Regions from separate parts of the Homo sapiens genome. Here region 2 is linked to region 1. The links are chromatin contacts, found by Hi-C or POLR2A ChIA-PET in ENCODE. All regions are on one chromosome and are shown on one strand. The core of a region is the stretch at or near the end of the contact, and the rest is flanking DNA. Distances in the headings are between cores, read along the strand shown.

Region 1 (5,625 bases), core at 1,992-4,491:
AGCACAGTGGCTCACGCCTGTAATCCCAGCACTTTGGGAGGCTGAGGCAGGTGGATCACCTGAGGTCAGGAGTTCGAGACCAGCCTGGCCAACATGGTGAAACCTTGTCTCTACTAAAAAAAAAAATTTTTAAATTAGCTGGGCGTGGTGGCCCGCACGCTGCGGTCTCAGCTACTCGGGAAGCTGAGGCAGGAGAATGGCTTGAACCCAGGAGGCGGAGGTTGCAGTGAGCCGAGATCTCGCCACTGCACTCCAGTCTGGGCGAAAGAGTGACACTCAGTCTCACAAAAAAAGAAAAAAGAAAAAAAAAGAAAATGTGCTGGGCACGGTGGTTCATGCCTGTAATCCCAGCACTTTGGGAGGCCAAGGCGGGCAGATCACGAGGTCAGGAGTTCAAGACCAGCCTGGCCAACAGAGTGAAACCCCATCTCTACTAAAGATACAAAAAAATTAGCCAGGCATAGTGGTGCGCACCTGTAATCCCAGCTACTCAGGAGGCTGAGGCAGAGAATTGCTTGAACCCGGGAGGCAGAGGTTGCAGTAAGCCGAAATCACGTCATTGCACTCCAGCCTGGGTGACAGAGCAAGACTCTATCTCAAAAAGAAAAGAAAAGAAAAGAAAAGAAAAGAAAATGTTTTTCTGGCCAGGTGCAGGTAGCTCACATCTGTAATCCCAACACTTCCAGAGGCTGAAGTGGGAGGATCCTTGAGGCCAGGAGTTTGAGACCAGCCTGGACAACATAGCAAGATCCCACCTGTAGTCCTAGATACTTGGGAGAGTGAGGAGGGAGGGTTACTTGAGCCCAGGAGATTAAGGCTATAATAGTGAGGGATGATTGCACCACTGCACTCCAGCCTGGGCAACAGAGTGAGACCCTGTTTCTAAAAACAAAAAAATTATTAAAAAAAAAAAAGTTTTCTTAAGAGTCCAGACTTGTGAATTGCCAGATTAGTGTAATTTTTAAAATATGTTTCTATTATAAAGTACCCATACTCATAAAAATATAAATCAATTTATTACACCCTCTAGAATTCACTATTAATTTTCAACATTTTTTTCATTCTTTTTCCATGCATATTTTTTCACAATTCTATGCATAGTTTTGCATTATAAAATATTTCTCAATATAAAATCTTCTTCAAGGCCAGGCGCAGTGGCTCATGCCTGCAATCCCAGCACTTTAGAAGGCCAAGGCGAGCAGATCACTTGAGGTCAGGAATTCAAGACCAGCCTGACCAACATGGTGAAACCCCTTCTCTACTAAAAATACAAAAATTAGCCGGGCATGGTGGTGCGCGCCTGTAATCCCAGCTACTTGGGAGGCTGAGGCAGGAGAATTGCTTGAACCGGGGAGGCAAAGGTTGCAGTGAGCAGAGACCGCACCACCGCACTACAGTGTGTGAAACAGAGTGAGACTCCGTCTCAAAAAATAATAATAATAAAAATAAAATATTCTTCAAAAACATGGCCGGGCGCGCTGGCTCACGCCTGTAATCCCAACACTTTGGGAGGCTGAGGCGGGCGGATCACGAGGTCAGGAGATCGAGACCATCCCGGCTAACACGGTGAAACCCCGTCTCTACTAAAAATACAAAAAATTAGCCGGGCGTGGTGGCGGGCGCCTATAGTCCCAGCTACTCCGGAGGCTGAGGCAGGAGAATGGCGTGAACCCGGGAGGCGGAGCTTGCAGTGAGCCGAGATAGCGCCGCTGCACTCCAGCTTGGCAACAGAGCGAGACTCCGTCTCAAAAAAAACACATGATTTTATTTCCTGTTTTATTTCTGCTTATTTCATCAAGTGAAAATATCATAACTTATTTCACCTTTTACTGTCAGTGGAACATTTACTTGTTTCCAATTTCGACAAACTCTGCAAATGCACATCTTTTTAAAAGAATCTGCATTTCTGATTCTTCAAAATAAATTCCTAGAAGTGATATTACTGGATGAAAAGTGGATGGAGAGCTTAAAGGCTCTTAGTTACTCAAGAATTACTGGGTCAAAGAGGATGGCCCATTCACAGCCTTTGAATAAAAATAAATATTGCCAAACTGCTTTCAAGGAAGGTTTTCTAATTCATCCTCTCACCAGCAATATAGGAGAGCGTGTGGCTCACATTAATAAAAAGAACTCTGCTGTTTTGAGCAGTACTAAGCGGAGCGTTTAAACTTATATTTCTTTGATTAGGAAGGCTGACATTCGTTCCTGCAATTCATATTTCTTCCTTACTGAATTGCCTGTTCCTATCCTTTGCTCGTTTTTCTATAGGGATATTATTTCATTCTTTCAGTGTTGTTTTTACAAAATAAACAATTTTTTTGTTTGTTTTTTCCCCCGAGACGGAATCCTGCTCAGTTGCCCAGGCTGGAGTGCAGTGGCGCGATCTCGGCTCCCTGCAACCTCGGCCTCCCGGGTTCAAGCGATTCTCCTGCCTCAGCCTCCCAAGTAGCTGGGATTACAGGCACGCGCCACCACCATGCCCGGCTAATTTTTGTATTCTTAGTAGAGACGGGGTTTCACCATGCTGGTCAGGCTGATCTCGAACTCCTGACCTCAGGTGATCCGCCCGCCTCGGCCTCCCAAAGTGCTGGGATTACAGGCGTGAGCCACTGCACCCGGCCCAACAAATGTTTTAGAAAGCCATCTGGATGATAGTCCATGACTGCTGAACACCGGCTGAGGTCCACAAAACTGCGCTCACCGCTTGGGGACTTTCCAGCCGGCCTTTACTCTCCATGGAAAGCGGTCTTTCCACAAACCTCCACGGTGGGAATTACTGCAAAGGCATCGGCTCTCCCGGCCTAGAATATCTCGCGGGATCTCAGCTGTCCTTGGGCCCCCCCCCTCAGCGCAACTACCAATCCCAACATGCAACGCGCCCCGTGGCCCAAGCGCCCGAATGAAGGCTCGGGGCCAAAGTCATGTGTCTGACTGCGTCACACGTCCCGTCATCTCTCCCACGCCTTTTTCTTCAGCGTACACCTTGGTCGCCATCTTGTGCGCGAGGTTATGGAACCTCTGAGTCCCGCCAACTCTATGGTCGAGCGTTTCAGGGATCGGCCAATCGTAATCCAGATCTCGTAGGAAAGCCCCGCCTCTATCCGCATGGAGGCGGGAATTGCCACGAAGCTCCTGTGGAGGGAGAGGAAGCAGCTGCGGAAAGCCAATAAGAGTGGGGAATCGATGACGTCAACCAATGGGGACGCGGGGATATTACGGCCAATGAGAATGGAGAAGGTCCAGGACACGTGGGTGGGGGAAGCTGAGCGCTGAGACCAAGGGCTAAAGCTGGGAGGTGAGTCTGTCACCTTGAGCCGGGCGAGCGCTGTGGGCCAAGCAGGGGTTGCAGGGTAGTAGGAGTGCAGGTGACTTGGGGCCGGGAGCCAGCAATAGGCAGGGTTGTGGGCTGGGCAGTGTGGAGGGGTATTTCCCCCCAGTGCTGGGAGAGGCTATGGCAATCTAGATATGGCCTTATCAATGAATGTTAATTACCAACGGTAATGAACGATTGACTGCCTCGGCTGGGGCGGGTCGGGGACTGCTGTGTAAGATGGGCAGGATCCTGCGCGACACCTGCCCAGTATCCGCCTCCAGTCTTCCCGAGAGACCATTCCCTTTCGCAACATTTCCTTCCTGGGGCTTGGGCACATTTCCTTGACTTCCGATCTCCATGACTTTGCTTTGAAGACCCACTGCTCTGTCCCTCTGACCTCTAATGCCCTCCTCAGCTGGGGCACGGTGCAAGGAAGAGCGTGGTCTAGGGAGGACGGACGGGGGTGAAGGGGACGACCAAAGGTCGTCATTATAAGCAAACAACCAGGGTCTCAGTGGGATTATTATTACTATTTTTTCCCCCTCTGCAGACTGAAAAAATGCAGACCGCCGGGGCATTATTCATTTCTCCAGCTCTGGTAAGGTGCCGCGCCGCAGTGCTCTGTAGTACCAGGTGTATGGTGTGGACGCCATCAGTGTTTAATGAATGAACCCAGGGGAGCTTGGCGTCCTGATGATGTAGGCTCTTTGAGGTGGCTGTAGGATGTGATGAAGGTAACCCCTGTTTATCTGGGCCTGTGAACCAAGCTATCTTGGCTTTGGAATGTGGTCAGAGAGTCTGGATTTGATTTTTATCCCCAGTCTGTCCTGGCCATAGAGACAGCCCACTAAAACAGTGGTTTTCAACAGTGGCTGCACGTTAGAATCATCCAGGGAACTTTTTAAAATCCTGATGCCTAGGCTGCACCTTAGACCATTTGCATCAGACTTTGGGAATGGGGGTGGAACCCAGGCATCTGTATCTTTTAAGACTTCTCCAGATGATTCCACCGTGCAGCCAAGTTTGAGAACCACTGCACTAAAAATTATTTCAAAAAAGCCATGTTACAGATGGCTCTCCTTGGATGGCTATTCCAGTCGGTTTCCGGGGCTGACTGGCCCACTCCATTTAGGGTGTGTAGCTGTGAGTGTATTTTAGCAGAATAAAATTTCCCCCATCTGATTACTTGGTGATCTGGGTATAAACCTTTCCTGTACCTGCTTTGGTATTAGTGTGGGTTCTTGTTCCATTCTGAGAAGCTGATTAAAGCTGTGCCCAAAGAAGTGAACTTTGGTTTGGTTTTGAATGGTGAAGGTTGCCACTGCTGACTATATCAAGCTATTGAGACAGCTGTCTCTGGGGCAGGCCTATCTGATAGGAACAGGAATAAATTGACCTTGAAATACATTGAACTTATTCTGTTTATGAAATCTGTAGTCATTTTTGACAGCTCAGCAATTAGGATTTTTTTTCCTTGACTGATTTGGTAGGATGTGGCTTTCTGATTTTACAGATCCGCTGTTGTACCAGGGGTCTAATCAGGCCTGTGTCTGCCTCCTTCTTGAATAGCCCAGTGAATTCATCTAAACAGGTAAGGGAGGAATAGCTCTCTTAGGAATGTTCCCAAGGCCCAGGATGGTGGCTCACACCTGTAATCCCAGCTCTTTGAGAGGCTGAGGCGAGAGGATCACTTGAGCCCAGTTGTTCAAGACCAGCCTGGGCAACACAGTGAAACCCCATCTCTACAAAAAAAATAAAAAAATTAGCCATGTGTGGTGGCATGTGGCTGTAGTCCCAGTTACTCCAGGGCTGAGATGAGAGGATTGGTTAATCCCAGAGGTCGAGACTGCTGTGACTATGCCACTGCACTCCAGACTGGGTGACAGAGCAAGACCCTGACTCATAAAAACCCATTAATTAATTTTTTTTAAATCAAGGAATGTTCCCAGACAGGGGTCCTTCAGCTTAAGTTGCCTTTAGACCAAAGTGGGAGGAGAGTTGGAGAATCTGTATGCTTTAATAGTTCTAAGTCCCCCAAGGTAAGCCTTGTAGGTAAGAAACTTATAAAAGTGAGGTGTGCCTAACCCATGAAATTTCCCTAGTCCTGTCTGCTGTCTGACAACAGACTCTAAGACTAATTCCCAGCATACTCTGCAATCAGAGTATTCTGCATTTACCAGGCAGTTTGCCAACAGTTTCAGAGCTCAGGTGGGTGGGGTGAAGGAGGTAGAGTCAGCCACCTGTCCTTATGCCATACTATCTCTCTGCTATCTCGCCTGCCTTGCTTCTCTTTCTAGCCTTCCTACAGCAAC
Region 2 (5,625 bases), core at 2,275-4,774, 820 kb before region 1:
CCTCCCTCCCCCAAATAATACACCAGTAATAGCCAAAAACTACACACATGCTACGCTGTAAAAATGCAGAGTTAACACTATTGGGAAGAAGGCTGTGGGTTGTGGAGATGCTCTTTGAAGATCTACAGTATTTTTTTGCTCTCCCACACACCCAATTCTGCAAGTTTTGTCCTTCATAGAAGGCCCTTTGCTTTTCGCAGCAAAGTGCAGAAAAGGTTGCCTTGAAACACTTATCCCCTTTCCCCTCCACTGGGATGGGTGTGCAAACTATACAGCTTGAAACGGCTTTAAAGCACTTGGGCTGCTGCAGGGCACAGAAACTATACTGGCTCTTCAAAGGACATCTTCTCAAGCCACCTCTATGGTGTCAAGACAAGTAGAACTCCTTCCCTTCCCACTTGAAACCCACAGTCAGATGTGACAGGGGCTGGTACTCAGGAGCGTTAGTTCTTGTCATCTTTTTTGTCATCATCCTCCGAGGGGTAGGAATGCCACGTCAGCCTTTCCTCATAGAAGGATATGACAACCTGTGGGCACTTGACATTGGCTTCCTTGGCAGGGACCAGGTCAGCCTCATCAGAGTTTTTCCTGCAGAATAAAGCAAAGAGAGACTTTGAGACCAGGTGCTGGTGGTCTATCCTAAGTTGGATAACCCAGGGGACAGTGCTTTAAAAATGGTAATTTTAGAAAAATAGGCTAGGGAACAATGAAAACGTGGCCCAAGCAGCATTTACTGGCAATTGTATGTCAAGTGACATCCTCAGAGTTAACTCTCCTGTTGAAAATTCCCTCTGGGGATTCGTGTATGTCAAAAGCCAGGTCAATGGACTTAACCAATCACATCTGAACATCTGGGCAAGGCCCCAAAAAGCATGACTCTCTAGATTCTCTGAGGGAAGAGAGGATACCTAGATTCTCTGAGGGAAGAGAAGTTACCACACTCCTCCAAAAGCCATATCCCAGCTGATAAGAACCCATGGAGAAATCTTGGCTTTGTAATAGGATTTTTTTTTTTTTTTTTTTGAGACAGAATCTCACTCTGTTGCCCAGCCTGGAGTGCAGTGGCATGATCTCGGATCACCACAACCTCCACCTCCTGGGTTCAAGCGATTTTCCTGCCTCAGCCTCCCCTAATAGCTGGAATTATAGGTGTGCGCCACCACACCCAGCTAATTTTTGTATTTTTAGTAGAGATGGGGTTTTGCCATCTCTACTAAAGATGTTGGCCAGGCTCATCTTGAACTCCTGACATCAGGTGATCCACCTGCCTCAGCCTCCCAAAGTGTTGGGATTACAGGCATGAGCCACCTCGCCCGGCCCGTAATAGGATTAAATACCACATCTGGCATTGGCCAGAGCAAATGAAGATGGACACTTTTTGCATAATCGTAATTACACTGACACTTCCAAATGCTATCCTCGCATAACTTCCAGGTGCTTTGAAATGATGTTTCAACATCGGGAGTAGAAAATGAGGGAGCTGTAGTTTTCTGAATTTTAAAATGTTTTCAAGTGGCTGGCCGCAGTGGCTCACACCTGTAATCCCAGCACTTTGGGAAGCCGAGGCAGGTGGATCACGAGGTCAGATCGAGACCATCCTGGCTAACACGGTGAAACCCTGTCTCTACTAAAAATACAAAAATTAGCCTGGTGTGGTGGCAGGCACCTGTAGTCCCAGCTACTTGGGAGGCTGAGGCAGGAGAATGGCGTGAAACTGGGAGGCAGAGCTTGCAGTGAGCCGAGATCATGCCACTGCACTCCAGCCTGGGCGACAGAGTGAGACTCTGTCTCAAAAAAAAAAAGTTTTCAAAATTTGAAAATCATACACATTATAAGGGAATTAGGAGTAAACTCTTAGGCAGGGAGCAGTAGCTCACGCCTATAATCCCAGCACTTTGGGAGGCCAAGGTGGGCAGGCCCAGGAGTTCAAGACCAGCCTGGTCAACATGGCAAAACCGTGTTGCTACTAAAAATACAAAAATTAGCCAGGCATGGTGGCGTGCGCCTGTAATCCCAACTATTCGGGAGGCTGAGGCACAAGAATCGCTTGAACCTGGGAGGTGGAGGTTGTAGTGAACAGAGATCGCCTCACTGCACTTCAGCCTGGGTGACAGAGCGAGACTCTGTCTCATTTAAAAAAAAAACAAACTCTTATCTTCAGGTTATTAGGAATGTCCTAGACAGAAGCAGTAGCGTAAAGCAAGCAGGAGACACCTGATGACATCTCTGACAAAGCACCACCCCAAATCTCTAGAACCTTAATAACAGGAAATCAGAGCCACATAGTCCCATAGAGCAGAAGAGTAAGCTGATAATGTATGTTTTTGAACAATGGACCCAAGAGAATGGGAGGGAAATGGGAATCTGAAGCATGCTGCCATTTGCTGACAGCTGAACAACACCCTCTGAGTTAAATTTAGTCATTTCACTCCCCAGAAATATTTACTACTTTTAGAAATATACAAAAATCTCTATTCTCCAGTAAAATAACTTTTTAAAATGTACTTTGTCTTATAATCAAATCCAGTTTTAACCTGTAGACAGCAGTGAGTCGGCCAGGTGCAGTGGCTCACGCCTGTAATCCTAGCACCTTGGGAGGCTGAGGTGGGTGGATCACCTGAGGTCAGGAGTTTGAGACCAGCCTGGCCAACATGGTGAAACCCCATCTCTATGAAAAATACAAAAATCAGCCAGGCGTGGTAGCACATGCCTGTAATCCCAGCTACTTGAGAGGCTGAGGCAGAAGAATCATTGAACCCGGAGGGGCGGAGGTTGCAGTGAGCTGAGATCGTGCCACTGCACTCCAGCCTGGGCGAAAGAGTGAGACTGTCTCAAAAAAAAAAAAAAAAAAAAAGACAGTAGTGAGTCAACCAAAGGAGTACAATCTTAAGCAATATGGAGATACTACTGTAACTCACACTGGTCACATGCAGAAAAAGTATATTCTAGCTAAACTGAGTAACTCACAGTATAACTTCTCCCACCCAATAAGCAGCATCTTAAAAATGAACTTTTCTCTTATAGGTTAACAATAAATCAGCTAAAAGAGGGGCAGCTCCAGTAACTGCCTAGGGAATACATAGAAGAGAATAGGTTAGTTAGTTGTGACTCTGGCTTTCAGTGGTGCTAAAGTTAGGCCCCTCCAGCCATACTGTAAAAGAGGATAATTAGTACAGACACGAGTTTCAGAGTAAGTTCTGGACTGACAAAAGGACAAAGCTCCATAGACTGTGTGTGTGTGTGTGTGTTTTAAAGGACAAAGTTTCTAGAATGCTGCCTTCATTGGCAATGGCTTAGAATTATTCCTTCCAAATTTTAAATACAATCATTGAGATCCACTTTGTGGGGAGAATGAGCAAGAAATAGGAAGAATGGCCTTCTTTTGACAGAGTAGGAAAATTACAGAGATTGTTGGGATAACTATCTTCATTAGGCTGTTTCATGGAGTATTACTATCACTGGTATTTATACTCATAATGGAAAAAAGCAGGCTTGCTCTATGCTTGATAGCAGTTAAGGAGCCTTGCTGACCCCTGCTGGCTGATCCTGTAATTGTAGAATCTGCACAAATTGAAAGGGATCCAACAATTAAGGACAAAAGGAAGAACTACAGATTCTTTCCTAACCCTGAGAATTTAGCAGAATTTCTGATTCTGGGGCCAGCCTCATCTTTATTAAGGAGGTGGTAGAAGGAGAGGGTGGTCCAATCACATTTCATTTTCTCCCCCTTTATTTACAGAAGTGAAATGTAATTCCTTCCCACACTCTTTCCACTCTAGATTGTCTCCCACCTCCTAAAAATATGGGCAAAGACCCAAGATTCCTAAGGGCTCCTACCTGTAACTCATGAGTCCAGGGTGGCAGTCAGGCCGAGGGTCACTATCGAAGGACTATGCCATCTTAACAATTTCACACTTGGGTGATTGGAATTTCGAAGGTCCAGCTCTTTTCCTCTGGCATGAAACCAATGGGAGAAGAAAAAAAACAACCACACAGAGCCACTGGCCGACTCACCATTTCATCAGGAACATGAGCTCTCCACTGGAGTCTGTAGCTCCAATAATCCGCTCCGGCTCCAAACCTCGAGCAAAGCCTCGTGGCTTTTCTGACTGTAAAAACAAGATGGGTAGAACAATTTTATCTATATGGGACTATTATCCAGACTGGAACCATTCCTGTGTCTCTGATTAATGTAATCACAAACTCTTTTTTTTTTTTTTTGAGACGGAATCTCACTCTGTCGCCCAGGCTGGAGTGCAGTGGTGCGATCTCGGCTCACTGCAGCCTCTGCCTCCCAGGTTCAAGTGATTCTCCTGCCTCAGCCTCCCAAGTAGCTGGGACCACAGGCACATGCCACCACGTCAGCTAATTTTTTGTATTTTTAGTAGAGACCCAGTTTCTCCGTGTTAGTCAGGATGGTCTTGATCTCCTGACCTTGTGATCCGCCCGCCTCGGCCTCCCAAGGGGCTGGGATTACAGGTGTGAGCCACCGTGCCCGGCCCAATCACAAACTCTTTTGCCAATATTTCACCAATACCTTGGCTCAAGTAAGAGAGCTGTTAGAATCCTTTGGAGTGATTATTCATCAATGTCTGAAGCGCATGAGATTTTCCCTATGTGAAAAGGGACATACAGCCCAAGCAAAATCAATGTTTACAACTATCTCTTCACTCTCAAAAAACAACTTACTTTAAGATACTGATTAAGTCAAAATAGCCACCTCACACCTTTAATGATTAAATATTGAAAACTATTTTTTACAAGAATGAATTCACTTGCCCTTATATCTGTCCCCAGCAAGTTTTCCATTTACTGCTCCTGTACCATGGATAAAAAGTAAGAGATCATGTGGCTTCATGACAGTACACTCTCACTTTGTAGGCATTAGCCTACCTAAGATTTCAGGACTAAGAAGAGACAGCTGCTAATATCAGGGAAGAAGCAGAACAAAACTACTTTGACAGTAGTTTGAATTGTGGGCTAGTAAAAATTCTTACTTCTATTCTTACCTCTTCTTTCTTCTTCTTTGGTTTGCTCTCCTCTCCCTTATCTTCAGAATCAGAATCAGCTTTGCGCTTGCCTCCCTCTGATTTATCTGTCTCATGTGCTGTTTTCTGTGACTGCAGAAACTCAGCAATGAGGTCGGGGCAATCCAGGTTCTCTTCTGGCTCCCATGTGTTGTCCTCACTGAAACCAGAGGGCACAGCAAGTCACACTTTCACTCAAATAAGTATACTCATACTAAGGATAATCGTAAGAGGACAAGACCTCAGATGTCTATGGAAAAGCTGAAATTCTTGGGGAATGGGGAAGCTTTTTAGTATAAATAGAAAGCTAAGAAACTGGCTTCCTTCAAAGGCAAATGACTTTTATTTGTCAATTTAAATTGGTCTGTAGCCACACACAAAACTGTTTCTCAGCAATCACTATGGGCTGGGTACAGTGGCTCATGCTTGTAGTCCCAACACTTTGGGAGGCCCAGGTGGGAGGACTGCTTGAGGCCAGGAGTTAAGAGACAAACCTGGGCAACTAAGCGAGACATGGTGGTGCATGCCTGTGGTACCAGCTACTTAGAAGGCTGAGGTGGGAGGATACCTTGAGCCTGGGAGGTTGAGGCTGCAGCGA

Evidence for each region. Hi-C counts contacts between places; a loop is a spot of excess contacts on that map. ChIA-PET counts read pairs that join two places held with the same protein, here RNA polymerase II (POLR2A). Pooled maps may share reads with other maps.
Region 2: a pooled map shows a loop between it and region 1 (2.5-fold over the local background). The contact joins the enhancer-like site here to the promoter of ATP5MC1 in region 1. A Hi-C loop is called at or near these places in 1 of 50 pooled maps. POLR2A ChIA-PET finds 5 or more read pairs at or near these places in 2 of 52 experiments (A673 and activated CD8-positive, alpha-beta memory T cell).

The regions. Positions count from the first base shown.
Region 1 is chr17:48,889,546-48,895,170 of GRCh38, forward strand. ATP5MC1 (ATP synthase membrane subunit c locus 1) reads left to right here and starts at 3,242. Exons shown (of 5, transcript NM_005175.3): 1 at 3,242-3,365; 2 at 3,864-3,911; 3 at 4,827-4,904; 4 at 5,611-5,625. The coding sequence starts at 3,873. It overlaps LOC105371814 (a long non-coding RNA gene), which reads right to left. Exons shown (of 4, transcript NR_135674.1): 2 at 2,702-3,132. RefSeq lists enhancers at 2,058-3,037, 2,675-3,134, 3,145-3,264, 3,845-3,954, 3,995-4,044.
Region 2 is chr17:48,070,992-48,076,616 of GRCh38, forward strand. CBX1 (chromobox 1) reads right to left here. Exons shown (of 5, transcript NM_001127228.2): 3 at 5,010-5,187; 4 at 4,015-4,109; 5 at 1-588. The coding sequence ends at 444. Among named protein-coding and RNA genes, the nearest start is that of NFE2L1, 25 kb to the left of the region's middle. Within about 2 kb of position 3,525, at least 5 of the 41 ENCODE cell types and tissues checked have a DNase peak (open chromatin) inside an H3K27ac peak, as active enhancers do.